Regions from separate parts of the Mus musculus genome. Here region 2 is linked to region 1. A link is a loop called in an ENCODE intact Hi-C map of the cell type or tissue named here. Cell type or tissue: heart. All regions are shown on one strand.

Region 1 (8,000 bases):
GGTGCTGTCATGGCCGGGCCAGAATGGAGACGCTAACAGTCCTGGGCTGTGTGTCTTCCCCCTCAGTTTTCTCAAAGTGTTTTGAGCCAACAGTTCTGGAGGCAATGCAAAGGCTATGTGTTTTCTCTCCCACCATCCTTTGCAGTGTGGGACGTGCTCCCCTCTCTCTGAATGAAGACTCCGCAGAGCCTGTGATTTCTGTTCCTTCTTAGGTGGCACAGTTTTAGGTCTCTCAGTGTCAGCAATTGAGCATCCAGTTCTGTAGATTGATTCAAAGGTTTTCTGGGCATCTCTATTTCTCTCCTCTCTAGCATGGTCCTCTTTAGCAGGATGCCTGTCTCAGGAGGAGGAGCAAGGTAGGGCTTCCCTCCACACACTCCTTGGAGCAGTGGGCTGGCTGTAAGAGCGGTGGAGAAGGTGATTAGCTGGCTGTTTCAGTGGCTGTCACTGGGCAGTGGGGCCTATATCATTCTCAGATCTGAGTCTCCCATGTCTAGAGAAACCCATTATGAAGGCCCTCTCTCGAAGTTCCCACAACCCGGCAGATCCCACCCTACCCACCCCCGCGCCCCCAAGTCTGTTTTATTCCTCCCCAAAGTGTCTGCCCTTCCATCACCAATTGTGACCTTGTGAGTTCTTTTCCTCTGTGAAGGGAGCTTGTTTTGGAAGGTGAACTAGGACACTCCTCGAGGTCTCTTTCTTCTGTAGGCATCATCTTTGCTCCTTGCAAACTCTAAGATGCAAGTGACCTCAATGAGTCTTCCCACCTCCACAACAACAGCCCATCCTCTCTAAAGCTATCACTCCAACAGCAGTAAACAGAGCTAGCTCTCTTAAGGGTCCCTTTGAAGACCCATCACTGGGCATAGGGTAGTGGTGGCATGGAATAGAGGGGCCATGGGCTGGAAGGGAGCATGGCGTAGAGGGGCCACAAAGTAGAAGGGGCATAGTGTGGAGAAGGTATGGCCTACTCTCTCCAACCTGGCAACTTCCTCCGGAGAAACTGTCCTATAGCCTCTGTCCCAGAAGGAAACTCCCCCCCCCCCCAGGTCTTAAAAATATCTCCCAATTATTTGAGAGGCCCAAGAAGTGTGAATCAGGTTCTAAACAATTTCCTTGGAGTAGTATTAGGTGATGAGAAAGGACAGGATGCAGGCAAAAGGATTCTTGTGACATGAAACATGTGGGCTGGAGAGATGGCTCAGCGGTTAAGAGCACTGACTGCTCTTCCAGACGTCCTGAGTTCAAATCCCAGCAACCACATGGTGACTTACAACCATCTGTAATGGTATCTAATGCCCTCTTCTGGTGTGTCTGAAGACAGCTACAGTGTACTCATATAATAAATAACTACATCTTGAGAAAGATGGTGCAAAGCTGTATTTAGGTCCCAATCTATCATATGCATAAGTATGCAATTGGTAGCCAGTGTGAAGCCCCATGTGTTCAGAAGCCATCTGGACATACAAGTTTGCTGAGTCATGTATAGAGTTTGGGACTGGGGAAAAAAATGGTTTCTTTGAAAGTCTGTATGTGGTCATTTGATCTGGGGATTTTGTTTTTTTACTGTTGGGCCTGTTTTAAAATATCATCACTTCAGTATAGCCAAAAATATTAGAAAGAAAATGAAAAAAATTATCTGGACCGTCTTGTAATCTGGACACTTGGGAGACAGAGGCAGGATGACCACTGGAGTTCAAGGTCAGATAGGGTTATATAGAAAGACTCCATTTCAAACAAAACAAAAATTAAAAACAAAAACAAAACAACAACAACCCATACACATAAAGAAGGATATACAGGATGCTCACCACTTTGGTCTGTTGTGGCTTTGGTTTTTGGTGTGGGGCAGAGATGGGGTATGGGGAGGGTTGGGGAGGGACCCACCTAAGGCCTGAAGTATATTTAGCAAGCTATACCACTTATCTACCTTCAGCCCCATATAGTATTGCTTAGATGGGCAGAAACTAAAAATTAATCTATTTTTATCAAAGTGCGATTCATTAGGTAATTGTGATATAGTTAACTCAATATTTGCAAATATTAAAAACAATGATGTAGATGTCTATTGTTTTGGGAGATTGAAACCAGGGGTTCATGCTAAGCATGTCTTTATCATACCTTTTTTTTTTTTTTTTTTTTTTGGTTTTTCAAGACAGGGTTTCTCTGTATAGCCCTGGCTGTCCTGGAACTCACTTTGTAGACCAGGCTAGCCTCGAACTCAGAAATCCACCTGCCTCTGCCTCCCGAGTGCTGGAATTAAAGGCGTGCACCACCATGCCCGGCTCTTTATCATATCTTTATGTAGGCCTCACGACTACTTTTCTTTAATGTGGTCATGCCCATGATATATTTATACATGGAAAAAACATAAAATATCATTTCATCCTACATGTATGTCTTCCTACATGCATGAGCACATACAAGTGTGTACACACACACACACACACAAGCGCACACACACACACACACACACACACACAAGTACACACACAAGCACACACATACACACAAGCACACACACACAAGTACACACACACAAGCACACACACAAAGCACACACACACAAGCACACACACACACAAGCACACACACACACAAGCACACACACACAAGCACACACACAAGCACACACACAAGCACACATACACAAGCACACACACTGTATTAACATCAAGGTTCTTTAGATGGAATAAACTAACAGGATGCTTACACAATGGAGAGATTGATTTTGAAGAATTAGCTCATAAGATTATGGAGGCTTCTGTGGTTAGCAAACTGAAGGCCTAGGATGGTGAAGGCCAACAGATCAAATACAAGGAGGACAAAGATTTCAGTTTTAATCTGAAGGAAGGACAAAGCTTGGCATCTGAGCCGAAAGGCTCCAATGGAGCCAGAATGGACAAAGATCCTCTCCTAGGAATAAAGTGCATTTAAAAAGGAGATATGCATATGCAGGCATTCTTTACCAAGGTGTGGTTTAGCTGCCCCTCATCTCAAGGTCCTTCCCAACAGGTCTTGTCATCTCCAGGAATAGTTACTTGCTCTGGAGGGCACAGCTTTTTAGCATAGATAATCACTTCTTCTGAGGACAGGTGTGACCTCTTCTTCAAGGTTCACCTTGCCTTAGATCATAAAGGTTTTTATGGCTGTCTGTTGTTCTCGGAATCTAAGGTGGCTGCAGGTTTAGAACTGGCATCTTTAGGGCTCATGTGAGGAAATGCAGCAGCACTTTCTATTGGCTTGTTATAATACCCCGGCGGCATGCTTTCAGTAGTGAGGCCATCCTGCTTAGCCTTGGTGCACATATATTGTAGACAAATTCCCTCTCTAGGTCTCAAATCCTTGCTGTCAGGATGATGCTTGGCATAGACTGGCTTGGAAAGCAGAAATATTTAGGCACTCCCCCTCTCCCCCATCTCAATATACCAACAACACAGCAGATACTCAGTAAGTTTACTATATTGACAAAAATAAATGTGTCTGCGATCTAGTTTTTGACACCCCAGAGCCCTCAGTAAGTAAATATTGAGTTCAAATAGAAGTTTGATCTTGCCAGTATGTTTGTTTCAGGAGCCACATACTTAATAGGATCCTGTTGAGGGAAATTCTCATTGTAATGTTGAGAACTAAGATAGGGGCTTGAGAGATGGCTCAGCAGCTAAGAATTACTATTTTTAGAGAGTGCATTAAGCTGTTAACAGCCCCATAGAGTATTCAGTTCTAGGGGACATGACGCCCTCTTCTGGCATCTGTACTAAGGTGTGATGTCGTCCTGCCCATGTATACATGGGCTTAAAAATAAAATCTTTGCCGAACATAGCGGCTGTATGCCTTTAATGTCAGCACTCAGGAGACAGAAGCAGGGTGGTCTCTTACGAGTTCAAGGCTAGCCTGGTTCACTTAGAGAGTTCAAGGTTCGCCGGTGTTGTAAAAGGGAGACTTTGTCCCGCCTCCCCGAAAAGACTTTCCATTGGCTTTCACTTAACCAACTCCAGACAGCCTCCCTCACACAGCCTATCAGAATGAGGGGGCGGGAGCTTCTGCGCCTCTGACTGACAGTAGCGGCTCCCGGAAAATGTCGTGGCCTGTCGCAGTCTAAGGGTGTGCGGCTGCCATGGACAGCGAGCAGCCCGACAGCCTGGATGGCTGGGTTCCGCTGCGTGAGGACCTCTTCCCGGAGCCCGAGCGCCATCAGCTGCGTTTCCTGGTGGCCTGGAACGCCGCGAAGGGCCAGTTCGCCGTCACCTGTCACGACCGCACGGCGCAGCGGCGGCGGCGCGAGCGGCGGGAGGCCGGCGACGGGGGATGTAGCTGGGCCGGGGTGCTGTCGCCCGCCGGGTTCCGCGGCGCGCACCGGCAGCTGGCGGCGCTGTGGCCGGCCCTGGAGCCCTGCTTCCCGCCGCTGCCGCCCGAGCTGGACGCGGCGAGCGGCGCGGGCTGGGGCCTGGGACGCGGGCTGTGGGCCCTCCTGTGGCCGCTCCTGTGGCCGGCGCCTGCGGACCCTGGCGACTCGGCGCTGCAGGAGCTGTGCCGGCAGCTGGAGCACTACCTGGGCCTGGCGGCCGAAGGATGCGGCGGCGCCACCGTGCGCGACGTGCTCTTCCCGGCCCCGGGTGACTCGGCAGACTGCGAGGGCCTGAGCGAGTTCCGCGAGAGGACGCTGCGCGCTCGCCTGGGCCAAACGGCCACCCGGCTGCACCAGGTATGAGGCCCCGGGCCGAGGGCGGGTCCGCGGGACACTCGTGATGCGCACCGGGCGTCGCTGGTGCACCTGCGCCTCTGTTGAGAGAGAGTGGGGACCTTGAAGTTGAAACACGGTGGTGGTGGTGTTTTGTGTTTTTTTGTTTTTGTTTTCTGCTAGGATTATCAGAGTTCGGCTCCGCGCCGCCTGGCTCTCTTGGTTTGTTGTTGTTGTTGTTGTTTTGGTTGTTTGTTTTTGTTTTTGAAACAGGGTCTCAATCTGTGGTCCAGGCTGGCTTTGAACTCAGGACATTCCTCTGCCTCAGCCTCTCCAGTCCTGGGGTTAGGTAAAAGTTTACTTGCAGTTCTGAGCCAGGCTCTGCGCTTCACCTTTTCCCTGTTCTGGGCAGAGCAGGATGTTGTAATGGGAAAGGCCAGAAATATGAAAGTAAAACTGAAAACAAGGCATGTCCGTCGGAATAAAAACATAAGCTAAGTGGAAGCAATTTGGGGTTCTCCGGAGAAGATGAGGGATGGCTAAAACTGTCTGAGGATGAATGACATTTAAAAGATAGTTTTATTATTTTTTCTTCAAGCAATAAGGATTTTTATTATTATCTTCAAGCAGATGGAAAGCCCTCGGGGAGTGAGGCTTTACTCATCTGCCTTTAATGGCAACAACAAGAAGGCTCTTTTGGACCAGATAATTTGAGACACACACATTCATTATTTGTGTGGTAAACTTAACAGACCCTAAAGAGTGGGGACTTTTCACTTCACTGGAAGATTTAGGGAGAATGTATAAGTTTTACCCAGCAACAATTTCACGAAGAGAGCCAAGTTTCAGAGCTTCATTCCACATTCTGGACACTCCTCGGACATTTCCTGTTTTTCCTTATTGAGCCACGGTTCCAGTGTGTTTTCTGTTGCTCTGCTAAACACTCTGACCAGAAGCGACTCTGGGCAGAAAGGGCCTATTTGGCTTACAGGTTACATTCCATCATCAAGGGAAGCCAGGATAGGTTCTGGAGCACAGATATGGACGAAGGCTGGTTACTGGCTGTATGGCTACCTTTCTTAGCCCGGGACCACCTGCCCCCAGGTACCCACATTTGCTAGCAAGCAAGAAAAGGCTAATCTGATGGAGGCAGGCTAATCTGATGGAGGCAGTTGCTCTTGTGCTTCCCCTTCCCAGGTGTCAAGTACACAACTGAAGCTAACCATGAGTCATCATTAATTAAGCAGTGGTTTTGCTGTGTTTCTTTTGAGGAAGGGGAGGTGTATTCAACCATATAGCAAAATCTTGATTGTTGTATATTATCTTAAGCTAAATCTAGAATGAGTCTTTTAAAACTAAAATGGCTTTTAGAAGGATTCTGTTTGTGGGATCTTTGTTTTGAGACAGGGTCTCATATAGCCCAGGCTGTCCTGGAACTCACCATGTAGCTCAGGATGCCCCCATACTCTGATGACTCTCCTGCTTCCACCTCTGAAGGACTGGGAGTATAGGCTTTTGTCAGCAGCCCTGGCTCAGCTGGGATCACCTTACTCTATAAACTCACACACCTACTCCTCATGGTGTTGACTTCACTTTATACTATGAGGAAACTATGGGAGACTTTTCGGGCCAGCCAGCGTTTGGTCCTTAGCCTGATCATTTATATCAGACTTGGCTGTTTAACTAGTACTAGGGTTGGACCTGAGCCTGGTGCATGCATGTTGGACAAGCACTCTAAGTGATGAGTCATCTCCCTCCCTCGTTCTGCTTTCAAGCAGCTTCTGATTAGGTTGCCCAGGCTGCCCTCGAACTCTAGCCCAGGCAGACTTAGTCTCACCCTCACCGCTCCTTTCCTCCTGTGTAGTCCAGCCTCACAGGTCTTCTCTTTTCCTGATGTGTCCACCGTGCTTTTCAGAAGGTTCTGTTCCAGGATTGAACCAGTTTCAGCTTCCCAGAGTGAAGTCTGTAGTGAAGGCCGGATCCCCTTCCCGCTTTATCGTCCCAGAGTAGCTGAATTACAGGTCTGTTCCTCCAGACCAGCTCACAATTGGTTCATTTCTTATTTTCTTAAACCCCGCCCCCAATTCTTAACCTCTGTATACTGGAAAGTTACATTGTCCTCAAGTTCAAGTTCATTCCCTTGGGGACATTCTAGTAAGCTCATACTATGGCGCTATCCATCGGGGACTTAGAGACGGAGGGTAGAAGTACTAAGTGTGTCGCATCCACAGAAGTGTAGTCTTTTATGTTTGCTTGCTTTGAGGAGGACCTTGGCTTTGTAGCTCAGGCTGACCTGGAACTATTTAGCCCAGGCTAGCCTCGGGCTCACAGTAATGCTTTTGCTTTAGCCTCCCAAGTGTTGGGACTATAGGCTTGAGCCATCATGATAATTATGATGTTATCATAGTTATCCTCGAATTATTATTAAATAGCCATAAAAACAGTGTTGAATGACTGTGATAATATTCCACAGACCAGCCATCTTATTTAACTATTGTGTTATTGGGCCTTTAGTTGGAGAACACTTTCATGTTCACACAGTTTAAAATTGCTGTTTTAAAATTGGTATTTTAAATTTAATATTGGGTTTCTTTTATTTATTTTTGGTAAGATTTTTTTAAATGTCCAGATTCAAGCTCTATTTACATTTTACCCTCTAGGTTCTTCAAGATCACGGGAAAGCCAATACCATGGTAGCATTAATGAAAGTTTATCAAGAGGAAGATGAGCTCTATCAAGAATTAGTTACCATGGCAACCACATTCTTCCAGTATTTACTGCAGCCATTTAGAGACATGCGAGAAGTTGCAACTTCATGTAAGCTTGGTATTTTGGTATGTTTCCTGGTATTTTTATCTTACTACCTTCTTTGTATTATTATTTTAGCCACATATAAGGTTCAGTCTGTTTTCACTTTGAGTTCATCTTTATATTTAGATTTTATATATTTACATATATATTCATATATATACATACATACACACATATGTAATTTTTATTTATTTACTAATCTATTTAGAGACAGGATCTTATGTAGCCTCAGCTGGTCTCAAATTTACATTGTAGCTGAGGCTAGCCTTGAATTATCGACTCTCCTGCTTCCACTTCCCAAGTGTTCATCAGTGGTAGACCTTGTGCCTAGTGTTCAAGGCCCTGCACTTTGTCTCAGTACTGATAAAACTACCATCACCAATAAAAGTCAGGCCTCGTGGCACAAGTCTGTAGGTATAGCCATGCAGGAGGTAGGCCAAGGCCTGCCTGGGCAACAGAGAGTCAAGACTCAGTTTCAAAATAAAAAGTGAGGAAGGGTGTAGGACTG
Region 2 (8,000 bases), 170 kb before region 1:
ACCTGCAGGGATAAGCACAGATGTAGCAAAGGTTTTAACTTGAGGTGCTCCTCATTAGTGTATAAAACAGATACTTATTTTTATCAGTCTGAATTATGGAAACCCTGAATTCTATTCATGCATTTAGACTCTTTATTCATAATGCTTCTATTTACATAGCAGAATGTTATACAAACCTATAAAATATAAAAATTAATAAGAGAAAAAGGAAGCGAAATGGGGAATTAACATTCTGAAAGACTTCATGTAGATGAAACCTGTATGTTAGAGAGATACTGGGAGATTGATCAAAATGTCTGTAATAGTTATGTACAATGTCTCTCAATTTTGGGGGGGAGGGGAGTCTATTTTCTACAAACCTTTTATAACAAGCATTACTAGAAGAAAAAATACTTCTTAGTAAATAGGGTAAGGTGCTCAGATTTAACACTCTCCAAGCAAATTTGCTTTGTTTGTTTGTTTGTTTGCAAAATGTCCACACCAAAATGAGATTTTAAATTTTCATAAGGGCTAGAGAGATGGTTCAGTGGTTAAGAGCAGTGACTGCTCTTCCAGAGGTCCTGAGTTCAATTCCCAGCAACCACATGGTGGCTCACAACCATCTGTAATGGAATCTGATGCCCTCTTTTGGTATCTGAAAACATGCCACAGGGGCATATGTTCCACTATGGTCACAGTGGCCTTATTTGTGATAGCCAGAAGCTGGAAACAATCTAGATGTTCCACAACAGAAGAATGGATACAGAAAATGTGGTTCATTTACACAATGGAATACTACTCAGCTATTACGAATGAAGACATCCTGAGTTTTTCAGGCAAATGGATGGAACTAGAAAATATCATCCTGAGTGAGGAGGTAACTCAGATCCAAAAGAACATGCATGGTATGTACTCACTAATAAGTGGATATTAGCCAAACAAACAAACCAAAAAACCCCCCAAACAACAACAACAAAAACTCCAAAAACAGAAAAAAACCCACGATACAGTCCACAGAGCTCAAAAGTAAACCCAGAATACCCACGATACAGTCCACAGAGCTCAAAAAGCTTAACAAGCTGCAGTGCCCAAGTCAGGACACCTCAGTCCCACTTGGGAGAGAAGAAAGTGGGGAGGGAGGGAGGCAGCGAGGGAGGGAGGGAGGGAGGGAGGCAGCGAGGGAGGGAGGGAGGGAGGTGGGGATGGAGGGAGGGAGAGAGGGAGGGAGGGAGGGAGGTGGGAAGGGAGGGAGGGAGGGAGGTGGGAAGGGAGGGAGGGAGAGAGGGAGGGAGGGAGGGAGGGAGGGAAGGAGGGGCCTGAGAGGGGAAGAGGATAGGGAGGGGGAGGGGGTGAGAGAAGAACCTGATCTGATATTGGGTGAATTGAGTGAGGGAAAAGGAATGAAGCCCTGAGGGCCAGCATAAAGAATGGAAACAAGCAACCTCAGGAGGTAGGAGGTTGGGGGGGGGGGGGCCCTCCATAATACACCAGAGACCTGTGTGGTGAGAGACTGTCAGGACTCAAAGGGATGAAATAACAGTAGGGAGAGGGAACTTACAGAGCCCACCTCCAGCAGGAAGACAGGGCATCAATGAGGGAGAGGGGGGCCACCCCACAGTCACAACTCTGACCTATAATTGTTTCTGTCTGAAAGAATTACAAGGATGGAAATGCAAAGGAACTTGAGGAAAAGAAGGTCCAGTTACAGGCCCAAAGTGGGATTCGGCTCAATGGGAGGTCCCAAGACCTGACACTATTACTGAGGCTATGGAGCACTCACAAAAAGGGACCTAGCATGACCACACTCTGAAGACCCAATCAAGCAACTGAAAGAGTCAGATGCAGATATTGCACCCAACCAATGATCCCTGTTAAATTAGGGAATGTTGAAAGAAGCTGAGAAGGGCAATCCTGCAGGAGGACCAGCAGTCTCAATTAATCTGGACCCTTGAGATCTATCAAACATTGGACCACCAAACAGGCAGCATGCACGAGCTGATATGAGGCCCCCAACACACATACAGTAGAGGACTGCCAGGTTCATTCAGAGATGATGCACCTAACCCTCAAGAGACTGGAGGCCACAGGGAGTTTAGAGGTCAGGTGTGGTGGGGACATCCACGTGGAGACAGGGGGGTGGAAAGGAGGAATGGGATGTGGAACAGTTGGAGAAGTGGATGGGGGTTGGGGGAATAAAATATGGAGTGTAAAAGAAAATAATAAATTTTTGCATGAGACCAATGACAAAATGAAATTAGGATGATAATACAATGTAAACATACCAAGTTTCAAATAAAAAAGAAAATAATAAAACTTTTCACTGTGATCTCTTTCCCCTTGAATTATATGCCTCAGAAGGCATTTTCTCCTCCTTCCCTAACTTGGTCTTGTCTCTAAAACGTAGCTTTCCTAAGTAAATGGTGGTCCTTATTGTCTGTTCATAATTAACACTAACTGATTTACCTGTGGGCCAGATGTGCTCTATACAGACAGAACTTGTCAATTCGAGGTTTTTACTTCAGGCCTGTCACTCTGGTTTATGAGGTTTATTTGGTGAAAAAAACCTCAATGACTAAAGCAAATAAGAAACTAGTTTTCTCTTGAACATAATACTTTAGAATAGATGAGCTGTCCAAAAAGTAAATAGCTGGATTCCATGAGCAAACTCTCTTTGGAGCTGGTTTAAATTTGATATTAAAATCTCATTCCACAGGAAATCAGAACAAAGACTAGAAGAATAAGCAGCTCTGCTAGGAAGAAATCTATAAGCAACACCCATTTCTCCAGTTAACAGAGTATCACACGCCAAGCTGTAGGAGAGTCTGGGAAATTCAGGCTTTCTTTTAGTGTATGTAGACTTGATCCTCTTATTCTGTTATCCTTTTTGCTGCATCTTAGGAAAAAAATAGACTCCATTCTTCTCAAATTAGAAAGAAATTATTGTATTCATATTCTCTCAAGGCAGAATGCAAAGATTTTCCATTTTCTAATGTTTTATCTCTTGTTAACAAGAAACCAAGCTCACACTTTTAGCCTGTTAACACATTTTTGTTAATAAGGAAAGGCAAACCCTTATTTTGTAAACAAGGAACTAAAAAATCCATCAAGAAAATGGTATGAAGAAACAGGGGTATCCCAGGAATATAAGTACTAAATCTCGATTTCAAGGTGCTCCAAGTGTAAGTATTCCAAAAGCTGAGGGGTCACTGGCCCTGGGAAATATGCCCTGAATGTGATTGGAATCACCACCAAGTCAAATGCCTCCATCAGATTGCCTGTAAGCAAGTCTAGACAGCATTTTCTTCATTAGTGATTGATGTGGGAGCCCAGCCCACTGTGGGTAGTGCCACAATGGGCAGGTGGTCTTGGGGGATAAAAGAAGGAAGGTTGAGCAAGCCAGGAGGTAGCACTCTTCCATAGCCTTTGCTTCAGTTCCTGTCTCCGGGTTCCTGCCATGAGAACTCCCTCAGTCATGGAGTATGACCTGAGAGTTGTAAGCTAAAATAAAATAAACCTTTTCTTCCCCCCAAGTTGCTTGTAAGTCCAGAGTGTTTTATCACAGCTCTAAGACAAGGTATGTGACCAAGAGAAGAGGAATATGCCCAGATTCTTGCTTAACGATGTCAGTCTCTCAAGTGGGAACATCCTTTCCTAGGCGTTCTCAGATGCTGTCCACTCCATTTGGGCCACCACGTTGCCTTCTGAGATACAAGATGCTCACTCTTTCTTTTCTTCTTCCTTTATTTCCCTCTTTCCCATCTTCCCTCCTTTTTTCTTTTATTTCCTTCCTTCCTTTCCTTCCTTCCTTTCCCTTTTTTCCACCCAAGAATGCCTCCCTGCAACATTCCAGAACACTCACAGGCACAGATGACCACTTAACAAGTCAAGGAAAAGAGGACCCAAAATCTGTTTTGTGGAAACACTAATTAAACATCAGAGACTAAAGGGTGGGAACATATTATCATGCAAGGTTTTTGGTTAAACAAACACTAAACGGATTTGACTCCGTGTTCTTAATCACTATAGGATTTCAGGTCTTTAATAGTAATCTTTCCTATCCCAGAAACAAAAATTTCTCTACTCTTTAAAATCCTATTTTTGTATCCTTCAGAATAGGTTCTCCTTAGACATCTTACTTATTTAATTTACATATCTATTTCATAAGGTGTTGTCATGGAGCACAGGATTTTTTCATTTAAATTTCTAACTATTATTAGGATGAAAACAACTATTCTTGTTTTATAATTATTGTGTGCTTTGTTCTGAATATTTGCTTTATATCCGCTTTCTTATTAGTTGTAATAATTTTCTTTGCCATAGGGTCTCTCTATGTAGTCCTGGCTATCCTAGAAGTTGCTATGTAGACTAGGCCTCTGGTCTGCTTGCCTCTCCCTCTCTCCAAGTGCTGGGATTAAAGGTATGTCCTACTATAACCAGCCTTGTAATAATTTCCTAATGAGCTTTTAAATTCTCTAGAAATTAAGTGATATCCTCTCAACAATGTATAAAATTACACAACAACAAATAGGAAAAAATTTAAATACCACACCTAATACTGATTTCTGAAACCTTTACCTTCATCTCTGAGTGGCCTCCTAGCCTGTAACGTTATTCATTTATTTTTCAGTCAAAAGAGGTAAAATATTTACATTTGGAAGTTGAAACATAAGTAATTTTGTCAGTGATTAAGACATGATCAAGTTCTTAGTAGCACAACTCTCACAGTCCAGCAGATGGGGATGGTGCCACACAGACCAAGGCTTTTAAAGATCGAATTCAACACCAGTCTTCAGTTTCACAAATAAGGTGAGAAAAAGAACAAGAAAATTAACTTTTTAAGTTTAAGAGGGCTATAAAACTTATAAACCATGGAGCAGGAAGGTGTCATGCCCATTTTATAAATATGATTCAAAAGAAGTAAAGCAATTTTTACCAAGGTCACATAGGTCCCATTAAACCAATGTCACTTTGTCCTGATGTTCTTTAAAGGTTATTTAATTTTGTAAAGTCACAAATAAAGATTCCTTCGTAATCTGCAGTGTTTCTCATCCTCAGCTTGTGTTGAGAAAAGTTTAAAGCATAGTCCTTTTATGGCATTTTCTTTGTATCCTTTTTAAAAAGATTTTATTTATTTTTATGTATATGAGTACACTGTAGGTATCTTCAGACACACCAGAAGAGGGCATCAGATCCCATTACAGATGGCTGTGAGCCATAATGTGGTTGCTGGGAACTGAATTCAGGACCTCTGGAAGAGCAGACAGTGCTCTGAACCACTGAGCCATCTCTCCAGCCCTCTTTGTATCTTTTCCAACACTGGTATGACTTTACTGTAAGTTCCATGAACATTATAGGCTACAAAAGACTTTAATGACTGAATTTTGTATATTAGGCATTAGGAAAGCAATTAACGGAGGAAAAACAGCTTCAAGTCTTGATATCATGGATTTACAAGTTTTGTGGTAGACACAAACTAAATAATCACACAAATGAGGTGTTTGGAACAGATACGGAACTAGAGAAGGAACACATGGAGAGTTCCTGGATGTGGGTGGAAAGGGTTTCAAATTCTCCAGGGAAGCAGTTTTCAGTTATCTTGTTAGTGTAATTTGCCCTGTCCTTCAGCATGAAATGGCTGAAGTATTTTTTTTTCCAAATAAAATAACCAAGAGCTCTGCCCTGTTTTTTTAATCATAAATTCTAATTTCATATCCTTTCCTTTACTGCAAGTTAGCATTTACTGTCCTCTGAAAAGAATAAATACAACATTCAAACAAATTACACTCCAAAACAACTTAATTGCATTTCCTATGTATAGATAATATTTAAGACTGCAGATATATTATTTTAGATGCTCAGTTTAGTATACTGACTTTACTAAGCAGTTACTTCTCTGGACTCAGTCAGAAGAAAGTTACTTCAGTTACTTTTTGTTCAGAGCACCAAACTGCTGGAGGAAAGAAAAGCTCAACCTACATAAAACTAAATCCTTTAGTACAAGTTTGGATTTTTAAGTTCATTAAGAAGGAAACTAAAGATGCTGGCTCAAACTGATTTCACAGCTATTCTAAGTGGGGAGTTATGCTTGTAAGCACACCTTTATACTTAGGGACAGAACTATAAAAGTGTGAATTCACAATTATTATGCCTAGCCAGCATTAATGTTTTTAAAAGTTCAATTTGTCAGTTAAAGATGTATAGTTATATAAGCTGACTTTATAGCACTTTCCCTGAGTTATTTATTGGGAAGTAGATAAAAACTAGATTAAAAATTGCCTACCATCTTTTAATTTCTTCAACAATGGAGACAATCACAACTCTCTTTAAGGCATGTTTTAGATATCCTGGTAGTTTCCTGTGCCACGGGAAAAGATTAAAAACACAAATAGCTTTTAAAAGGTTGTTCCACTTATTAAGGAGATAGGAATAAAAATGAGAATTTTACTTTACCAAGCTGTGAAAATTATAGTTACAACATTCAGTGGTGACAAGTCATTTTGATAATCTTCTTTACTAGTGTAGGTGAGGCAGCACTGTCAAACTGTACAAGGGACAAGAAGGGACAGCATTTCCATACATGCAAGGGTTTTAAAACTTTTGTAACTGCTTAACCTAAACTTAGTACTTTCAGTACTATAATCTCTTGCAGGGCTCAGGGTCGGCTTCAGTAGCAGCATCAGTTCTAAGTCCTTTCTCCAGAAATATACCACCTAAATAAAACACATTAACACTCATTCCTAAATAAAGACATTCATCACAACATTATCAAAGGTGAAAAAACTTCTAAGTAATCATTTCCCTTAATATGAATGATGACTTTAATCAATAAACACAGGCTCAATCTAAGACCATGCTGTTTTGCCCTCTCTCTTACCCTTGACTAAGAACACTCTAGTTGAGCATAATGGACATGCCTTTGATCCCAGAACATTGAGATTAAGGTAGGAGGACCATGAGTTCTGGACCAACTTGAGCTAACAGTGAATTATAAGTCAACCCAGTTATATAAGGAGACCCTGTCTTAAACAAGTCTTTACATGACTGGATTAGTCATCCTGGTACTCCCCTTAAATGTCATTTTCTCAAATAGGAGATACACAGACAGTCAGTCAGTCAGTCAGACAGACAGACAGACAGACAGACACACACACACACACACACACACACACACACACACACACACACACACGGGGAGGAGGGTCTTCCCTAAATTTTCACCCATCCTGACCCATACAAATCATATAACCACTGAACCTCTGTCCCAGTAATTCCAGTAATTCCCTATCTGGTACAACTGTTTAGTTTTCAAATTTTATGGAATAATCTGGAAAGTCTTGTTTGTGCTACCTTCTACCATCCTTCTGTACCCACACACATACTATTCATAGCTTTGCTACAAGAGAGCAGATGCTGTGTTATCTGCTCACATCTGTAGTTACAGCATCCAGAACAATTTGATTATTATGTGTTAACTAAATAATTGTCTCTTTGTATGTGTTTTTAAATATTGTTGAGTCTTATTCTCAAGAACACTACTGTAATTTAAGGGTAGGTTCTCTGCTGTGCACTGTAGATATTTTCTTTCCTTTTTAGACACATATATTCATTTAAGTTATACAACTCAACCAGGCATGTTAGCCTGACTCCTGTACTCCTACTTGAGAGGACTAATAAGCAAGAGGATCATCTGATCCCACAATTCCAAATCAGTCTCAGAAACACTGAGAGATGCCATCTCAACAAAATTTACATATATACATAAAAACAAACATGCTTGTTATACAATTCAATGGCTTTTAGTGTCACAACACTAAACACTAAAACATTCTACCACTCCCTAAAGAAACTGTCCAGGAGCTATTCCTATTCCCCCTCTGACCCCTTCTGGGCACCATTAGCCAGCTAAATCAATCAACCCATCCTCCTCTGGATATTCACAAAAAATGGAACCATACAATTATACAGCCTTTTAAAACGTTTGTTTCCCTTGGTGTGTTTTCAAGACACATCCACACTGCAAT

Evidence for each region. Peaks named below come from ENCODE experiments on the same cell type or tissue, not always from the same donor. Only the 100,000 strongest peaks of a DNase experiment are listed, where the experiment ranks them.
Region 2: it touches region 1 in a loop (1.8-fold over the local background); 2 of 42 quality-filtered maps call a loop at or near these places.

Annotation. Positions count from the first base shown.
Region 1 is chr7:81,567,205-81,575,204 of GRCm38, forward strand. It overlaps Whamm (WAS protein homolog associated with actin, golgi membranes and microtubules), which reads left to right and starts at 4,088. Exons shown (of 10, transcript NM_001004185.3): 1 at 4,088-4,705; 2 at 7,342-7,515. The coding sequence starts at 4,118. In heart, CTCF peaks have their summits at 3,753 (motif pointing left) and 4,507; DNase peaks (open chromatin) are centred at 4,047, 5,657 and 6,407; H3K4me3 peaks cover 3,017 bases; H3K27ac peaks cover 4,411 bases.
Region 2 is chr7:81,394,434-81,402,433 of GRCm38, forward strand. The region is part of intron 2 of Cpeb1 (cytoplasmic polyadenylation element binding protein 1); the gene reads right to left. Among named protein-coding and RNA genes, the nearest start is that of Rps17, 53 kb to the left of the region's middle. In heart, a CTCF peak has its summit at 4,703; no DNase peak of the experiment used is centred here; H3K27me3 peaks cover 370 bases.